Linked DNA regions of Homo sapiens: region 2 is linked to region 1. Evidence: read pairs that join two places in POLR2A ChIA-PET (ENCODE). Cell type or tissue: endothelial cell of umbilical vein. All regions are shown on one strand. Region 1 overlaps TPTEP2-CSNK1E (TPTEP2-CSNK1E readthrough). Region 2 overlaps KCNJ4 (potassium inwardly rectifying channel subfamily J member 4).

Region 1 (4,000 bases):
GGCCAGGCACAGTGGCTCATGCCTGTAATTCCTGCACATTGGGAGGCTGAGGCAGGTGAATCACTTGAGCCCAGGAGTTGGAGACCAGCCTAGAGATGGCAAACCCTGTCTACAAAAAATACAAAAATTAGCCAGGTGTGGTGGCTTGCGCCTGTAGTCCAGCTACTCGAGAGGCTGAAGTGGGAGGCTCACTTGCGCCCCAGAGGTTGAGGCTGCAGTGAGCTGTGTTAGTGCCACTACAGTCCAGCCTGGGTGGCAGATTGAGACCCTGTCTCAAAAAGAAAAAGAAAATACAGCCCTCCACCTTCGGTACCTGTGGGGAATAGGTTCCAGGATCCCCCTCAGATACCAGAATCCTCTGATTCTCAAGTTCCTGATATAAAAAGCTGTAGTATTTGTATATAAGCTACGCGCATCCTCTGTATACTTTTTTTTGTTTTGAGACGGAGTCTCGCTGTGTCGCCAGGCTGGAGTGCAGTTGTGTGATCTCGGCTCACTGCAACCTCCGCCTCCCAGGTTCAAGAGATTCTCCTACCTCAGCCTCCTGAGAGCTGGGATTACAGGCGCTCCCACGGGAGCACCTTGGCTAATTTTTGTATTTTTAGTAGAGATGGGGTTTCATCATGGTGGTCAGGCTGGTCTGGAACTCCTTGCCTGGTGATCCGCCTGCCTCAGCCTCCCAAAATGCTGGCACCTGGCCTTCTCCATATACTTTAAATCATCTCTAGATCACTTATAATACCTAATACAATGTAAATGCTATGTAAATAGTTATTGTACTGTATTTTTAATTTTTATATTATTTACCTATTTATTTTTGAGACATGGTCTTGCTCTGTCACCCAGGCTGGAGTGTGGTGGTGTGATCATAGCTCACCGCAACCTTGACTTACTAGGTTCAAGCAGTCCTCCTGCCTCAGCCTCCCAGGTAGCTGGGACCACAGGCACGTGCTACCACGCCTGGCTAATATTTGTATTTTTTGTAGAGATAGGGTCTCACTATGTTGCTTAGGCTGGTCTCGAACCGCTGGACTCAAGTAATCCTCCTCAGCCTCCCAAAGTGGTAGTACTACAGTTGTGCATCACTGCACCCAACCTATTTCTTATTGTTGTGTTGTTATTTTTTATTTTCTCCCCCCACGTATTTTTGATCCATGGTTGAATCGGCAGATGCGGAACCCACAGCAGATGCTGATACGAAGGTATCAGCTGATAAGAAGATGCTGTGTTCTAATTTTTAATTTTTTTTTTTTTTTTTTTGAGATGGAGTCTTGCTCTGTCGCCAGGCTGGAGTGCAGTGGCACAATCTCGGCTCACTGCAACCTCTGCCTCCTGGGTTCAAGCAATTCTCCTGCCTCAGCCTGCCGAGTAGCTGGGATTACAGGCGTGCGCCACTACGCCCAGCTAATTTTTGTACTTTTAATGGAGATGGGGTTTCACCATGTTGGCCAGGATGGTCTTGATCTCTTGACCTTGTGATCCGCCTGCCTCGGCCTCTCAAAGTGCTGGGATTACAGGCGTGAGCCACCGCGCCCGGCCTGTGTTCTAAAATTGATTGTGGTAATGGCTGCGCAAGCTTGTGAATATACTAAAAACGGTGAGTCGCACACTTTGAGTGACTCAATTGGAGAGTTATCTGAATTACATCTCAATAAAGGTGTTGAAAGAAATTGCAACTTATAACACAGTATCCAGTGAAGCGTCCCCCACCCCTTCCTCCCTGACCCACTTAGCCCTGTACAGTCATGTTTCTGTTCAGTGTTTCTTTATGTAGCTAGAGCCAAACACAGATACTTAGTTCCCCACCTTTTTAAAGAAAACTGAAATGAGAGTGTGGAATATACACTGTTCTGTGCTTTGCTTTTTCACTTCCTGTATCTTGGAGATCTTTCCACTTGTGTGCAGAGAGAGCTTCCTGGTTCTTTTTCCATTGTATTCTGTTTTATGGATGGGCTATTCTTTATTTAATCAGCCCCCTCAGGAGGGACATTTGGGTTGTTTCCAAGCTTCTGCTGTTCCAAACAGCCTGCAGCCGACAGCCTTGTCCCCGCCTTGTTTTGCACCGTGCTAGGATGTCAGGTAAACTCCCAGAAGCGGGGTTGCTGGTCAGGGCTGAGTAGCGTCAAATCCCCCTCCAGTGGCGACTCAGCAGTTGACGCCTCCACCACCTGGGAGGAGTGCTCAGCGCCCCCACAGTCTTGCCGACAGACAGGTGTGTTATCTCGTAAGACTTTTGACAATCCTAGGTGAAACATGGTCTTTCACGATCATATTAATTTGCATTTCTCTTACAAGGAGGTTGGGCATCTTTCCCTATGAGTAAGGCTTTTCTATTAATGATTTCTTTCTCTGTGAAGTGTGTGTTTCAAATCCTTTGGCCTATTTTCTGCTGAGTCTTTTTCTGACTGATTTGTAGGAGCTCATTACATATTAGCTCTTTGCCTGTGATAAGAATTGCAAGTGAGTATGTCTCTTAGGACTTTATTTCCGGTGTTTTTGCCATGCAGAAGGGATTCTTTTTTTTTTGGAGAGGAAGGAGCTTTTTTTTTTTTTTTTTAAATGGCTTTAGGATTTTGAATCAGGGATAAAAATAAAAGCTTTGCCTAACCCCAAGGCTATAAGGCAATTCTCCCTTCTTCTAACATTTCATTGTTATTTCTTATTAAACGTTGAGTGGATGCAAAGAATACGTATAGAATACCTGCATGGCCTAAGGTGTCCCTCCCTGGGAACCACCGTCTGACATTTAATCTTTTTCCTTTCTTTCGTGTTTAAATCTGTATTGTCCAGTCTTGTTGCCTGTTTTGATATGGAAACAAGTAGAACTGTGCTTGCACTCTTCTTTTTTTTTTTTTTTTTTTTTTTTTTGAGCTGGAGTTTCACTCCGTCACCCAGGCTAGCGTGCAATGGCACAATCTCGGCTCACTGCAACCTCCGCCTCCTGGGTTCAAGTGATTCTCCTGCCTCAGCCTCCCAAGTAGCTGGGATTACAGATGCCTGCCACTGCGCCCGGCTAATTTTTGTATTTTTGGTACAGACAGGGTTTCACCACCTTGGCTGGGCTGGTCTCGGACTCCTGACCTTGTGATCCACCCGCCTCAGCCTCCCAAAGTATTGGGATTACGGGCGTGAGCCACTGTGCCTGGCCTCGGGTAGAATGTTTTCAAGGTGCACTCGTGTCGTAGCGTGTATCGGTACTTTATTCCTCTTTATTGCTGAATAATATTCCGCCGCATGGAGGCACTGCATTCCATTCATCCTTGCATCTGTGACAGATGTTTGTTGTTTCCACCCTCTGGCTGCTGTGAGGAGTGCACCCCTGGGACCAGGGTCATTGTGTGAAGCAGGCATCCTTTCCTCTTCACTGCCGCCTGGGATTCCCTGGTGACTGCGCCACTGTTCCTGTTCTTCTGCTGCTGAGCACTTGGGCTGTTTGCTCCTGTGTCCATCCTTGTCCTGTCCCCCTGGTGCACACGTGTTTCTGAAGGATGTACACTCAGGAGTGGGGTTGCTTGGGCGAGCGTTTGTTTATGTTCAGCTTCACCCAAGAGGTGCACAGGGGCTGTGCCAACTCACACCCACACCTTTATTTCTTATATACAAACTTTTCCTCTACTTGAGATTTCTCCTGGTTGTGGTGTGAGCCATGGTGTCTTTTCTCAGGTGGCCAGCCGGTTGTTCAGGGACATTATTAATGAACAGTCTCATCTTTTCCTCTGATGTGAGGTCCTGCCTTTCTCCTGTCTTGAACTCCTCCTGAGGCTGTGTCCCTGGGGGTTGTTCTGGCCTGTTTGTGTCCTGTTGCGACACTGTCCTACTCCTCCTGCTGGGCTCGCTGCTGGCCCCAGGAAGGAGACACCCTGTCGCCCAGCCTAGCCCCAGCCCTTCATCTCATCCACCCATACAGCCAGGGAAACTGAGGCAAGGTACACTTTGGGCTTGGTCTTTCTTGTGACTTCTTGAGTTGGGCAGTGGGCCCAGGCAGAGAGCGGGGCCTTGG
Region 2 (4,000 bases), 140 kb before region 1:
GTGCCCAGAGAGTTAGATTAGGGCCAGGCTGCCTGTCTCCTGGCCCAGGGCTCTGTCCCCTGTGCCAGTGAGTGAGGAGGGGCCTTTGGGCTGACGGTGGTGGCATGAGGTGTGAGGTCGGGAATGCAGAGGGCTGAGAGAGGGCTGGCTCCAAGCTAGGGCTGCAGGAGGAAAGTTATCGGCGCAGGGAGAGGGGAGCAGAAGGGAAATGGCACATGTGCTACAGAGCCTGGTGAGGTCAGTGGGACCTGGCTGGCAGGAGAGGGTCTTGGAGACAACTTCCTTGGGTGGCTCTCTGTGTGACCTTAGGTCAGTCCCTCACCCTCTCCGAGTGATGTCCACCCATCCATGTGAACCTGGGCTGAAAGATCTATTTCCACCGAGTAGCTGTGGTTGGGCTGCTGTCGAAAAGCGCTCCTCCCAACGATGGGAGGACTGTGGGTCCTGGCAAGGGGCAGGCGGGAATCCTAGGGGTTGGCATAACCTTTAAGCCTCCTCTGCGGACTCAGCCCTCCTTGGGGTGTGGGGGATCGCCAGTCACAGCCCTTCTTCTCCTTTTCATCTTTATTTTTCTCCTGTTCCCTCTTCCCCTCGCTACGTGGGCTGATCGCTGCTCAAACTTTTAATTCAGATGGTAATTGAAATAATAATATGGGCTGAGGCCCCTCTGCTTGTGACGCTGCAGCTGGTGGAGCTCGGCTATGAATAGACCTTGAGTCACACACGCGCGCTCCTGCAGGCGCGCACACGGGCGCTCACGGGGTGGTGGGTGGGGTGCAGCATGGGGAGCAGGGGTGAGCTCACGCTCTGGCTTGCTCTGGTCTTGGCCCCCCACTCCCAAAGGTCTTGACCAATCCTGGCCCCGTGGCCCAACACGGGGTCCCTGTCGTGAACCTGGAAGACTTTGGACATAGATGATTCTCATTTACAGAAGGGGAAACTGAGGCTCAGCAAGGGGAAGTGGCTGGCTGGAAACAGGCTGGATTTGAATGGATGGGTTTTGCCTGATTCTAAGACCACTGTTCTCTGTTGGGACACACAGGGTGGGAAACCGGTGGGGAGGAGTGCTGGCGTGTGGCCCCTGCCCCTCCCTCTGCACCCGTTGCCCCACCTGCTCGCAGCCCCCTTTCAGCCTGCGCGTGCATGCTCAGGCACAGACACAGGCACACACGCATGCGCATGCGTGAGGGCTGCTCAGATGGCTGGTGCCGTTGCTTGGTGGCTGGGGTGAGAGCAGTGTTCTCAGGGTATTGCTGCAGGAGGGAAGCTGAGTGCCAGGCTCAGCGCTGGGCTTCATATTCATGATTTCACTTAATCCTCCACCACCCTGGGAGAACCATCACCCCCACTTCTCAGATGAGAATACTGAGGCTCAGAGAGAAGCAAGGATTGGTTCCAGGCTCCTGGGTGGAAACAGCCACAGATGCTTTGTCCTACTGTGCACCCAGTGCCAGCCCCTCCAGGACCCTCATTGGCCACCTGAAGGGAGGTGGGTACATGTCTGCCAGCCTAGGCCTCCCCTTTCCTTCCATGCAACAGCTCAGCCACTCCTCCCTGTGGCTGCTGGCCAGTCCCTGACCAGCCCTGGTGCCAACAGCTGGGACGTCTGGCCTTGGCAGGCAGGGGAGGGTGAGGTGCCCCAGAGAGACATTGGCAGGTCAAGAGGTCCTTAGGGGCTACCAGGAAAGGGGGTCCTTGGTGTTCCCGACCCCAGCAGGAGCTGTGGAGGGAGAAGTCAGCGTTGTAATGGTGACCTGTCAGCTGGGAGCTTTGGTCTAGGCCTGGGGGGCCCCCAGCAGGGCAGAGGGGAGCTGGGGCATGGGAGGTGCAGTTGGGCGGAGGAGCTCCCTGGGACTGGGATGGAGGAGAAGCCCCCACCAAGCCTGGCCCAGCAGCTCCTGTCTGCGGCTGCATTGGCCTTCTCTCCATTTCCTCTCCTGGGAGATGGAGAAACCGAGTCCGGAGACCACCAGGGTTTGCCCAGGGTCACTCAGCAATGGTGGCAGAGCCTCTCAACCCGGAGCTGCTCCTGACTCCTCTGTGTCCTGATGGCTCCCAGGGCTGCCGGCCCCTCCTCTCTCACTGACACTCCCCAGAGCTGTGGGGTCTGTGGGAGGCGAGCAGGGTCTGGGTCTCTTTAAGCTCCTTCTCCCCAGAAAATCCCCAGATCGGAGCGAGGGGAAGGGCAGCACTCCCTGGTCACAGCAGTAGGAAGGGTGGCCTGCGTCAGGGGCCTGGGATCGAATCCCAGCTCAGCCCCTCACTGGCTCCGCATGACCTTGACTAGGCCACTGTCCATCTGGGGGCCTCTCTTTGCCCCTCTGTGTATCGGGGGCCACCCATGGGGATGGTGGGGCGTGCTCAGCCTTTTCCTGTTTTGCCTGTCCTGGGAGAAGCTCACACACCAGCGACCCGGGCTGCAGGGATGGGAGGGTTCCTTTTTTTTTTTTTTTTTTTTAAGACGGAGTTTCGCTCTTGTCACCCAGGCTGGAATGCAATGGCACAATCTCAGCTCAGTGCAACCTCTGCCTCCCGGGTTCAAGCGATTCTCCTGCCTCAGCCTTCCAAGTAGCTGGGACTACAGGCATGCGCCACCATGCCCGGCTACTTTTTTCTTTTCTTTTCTTTTCTTTTTTTTTTTTTTTGAGAGTCTCACTGTGTCTCTCAGGCTGGAGTGCAGTGGTGCAATCTCGGCTCACTGCAACCTCCCCCTCCCAGATTCAAGTGATTCTTCCGCCTCAGCCTCCCGAGTAGCTGGGACTACAGGCGTGTGCCACCACGTCTGGCTAATTTTTGTATTTTTAGTAGAGACGAAGTTTCACCATGTTGGTCAGGCTGGTCTTGAACTCCTGACCTTGTGATCCGCCTGCCTCAGCCTCCCAAAGTGCTGGGATTACAGGGGTGAGCCACTGCACCCGGACGGGAGGGTTCTTTAGCTGGGCCACAGGAGAGGGTGCATGTGCTGTGGGGAGCTGACCCCATTTTACTGATGGGGAGATTCAGGCCTAGGGGAGGGGTGTGCCCATCTTCAAGTTGGTGGCAGAGTTGGCCCCTGGGACACCTCAGTGAAGCTTCCCCCAACCCCCTGCAGCTCCTCTCCCAGCCCCCACCCTAGACTCCCCCAGGAGCCTCCCCTCTCCTCATAGGCCTGAGAAGCCCAGGACCCTCTGCCCTGTGAGTGTGAAGGTACCACTCAGCCTGGGAGACAAATGGGATGGGGTCCGCAATTAGGGGCTCCTTGGGGCCATACAGGGGAGGTGGTGGGCACAGGCTGGAGAGGCCCTGGCTGGGGGTGAAATGGAGCAGGCAGAGGGGCTTTGGGCATCCTTCAAACCTCGTGCCCATGGATACCCTTCTGCAGTTATCCTGAGAAATGGGCCTCAAGTCCCTCCTCACTGTTCCTCACGGGGAGCTCCCCATCTCCGGGGAAGCCCACTCGTGTCTGGAAGGTTCTGCTAATTGATCCCTGACTCCCTCTTTCCTTCGCCCTGCCCTCTGGGGCAGAGAAACCCAGCCTGCTCTCAGCAAGACAGGAGGAGTGGCCCACCTCCCCCTCCCCTACCCCAAGGCTCCTCCAGCCTCAGTTGTCCCAGGCGAGGCCCGTGACTGGGAAACAGAAGATCTGGGTTCATGTCCAGCTCCACCCCTTAGCAGCTGCGGAATCTGGGGCAGGTTTTTCACCTCTCTGAGCCTTTACCCCCTGCCCCGTAAGGGTGGGCGTTTGCCTCTGTTTCTTTTTTTTTTTTTTTTGAGATGGAGTCTCGCTCTGTTGCCCAAGCTGGAGAGCAGTGGCGCGATCTCAGCTTACTGCAACCTCCGCCTCCCAGTTCAAGCAATTCTCTGGCCTCAGCCTCCCAAGTAGCTAGGACTACAGGTGCGCACCACCATGCTCGGTTAATTTTTGTATTTTTAGTAGAGATGGGGTTTCACTATGTTGGCCAGGCTGGTCTCGAACTCCTGACCCTCATGTGATCCATCCACCTCAGCCTCCCAAAGTGGT

The links. ChIA-PET counts read pairs that join two places held together with the same protein. Peaks named below come from ENCODE experiments on the same cell type or tissue, not always from the same donor. Only the 100,000 strongest peaks of a DNase experiment are listed, where the experiment ranks them.
Region 2: POLR2A ChIA-PET joins it to region 1 with 8 read pairs; 4 of 35 experiments call an interaction of 5 or more read pairs at or near these places.

The regions. Positions count from the first base shown.
Region 1 is chr22:38,303,990-38,307,989 of GRCh38, reverse strand. The region is part of intron 6 of TPTEP2-CSNK1E (TPTEP2-CSNK1E readthrough); the gene reads left to right. The region is part of intron 2 of CSNK1E (casein kinase 1 epsilon); the gene reads left to right. Among named protein-coding and RNA genes, the nearest start is that of CSNK1E, 11 kb to the left of the region's middle. RefSeq lists enhancers at 1,858-2,107, 2,208-2,257. In endothelial cell of umbilical vein, no CTCF peak of the experiment used is centred here; a DNase peak (open chromatin) is centred at 1,859; H3K27ac peaks cover 518 bases.
Region 2 is chr22:38,446,705-38,450,704 of GRCh38, reverse strand. All of the region lies in intron 1 of KCNJ4 (potassium inwardly rectifying channel subfamily J member 4), which reads left to right. Among named protein-coding and RNA genes, the nearest start is that of KCNJ4, 6.5 kb to the left of the region's middle. In endothelial cell of umbilical vein, no CTCF peak of the experiment used is centred here; no DNase peak of the experiment used is centred here; H3K27me3 peaks cover 470 bases.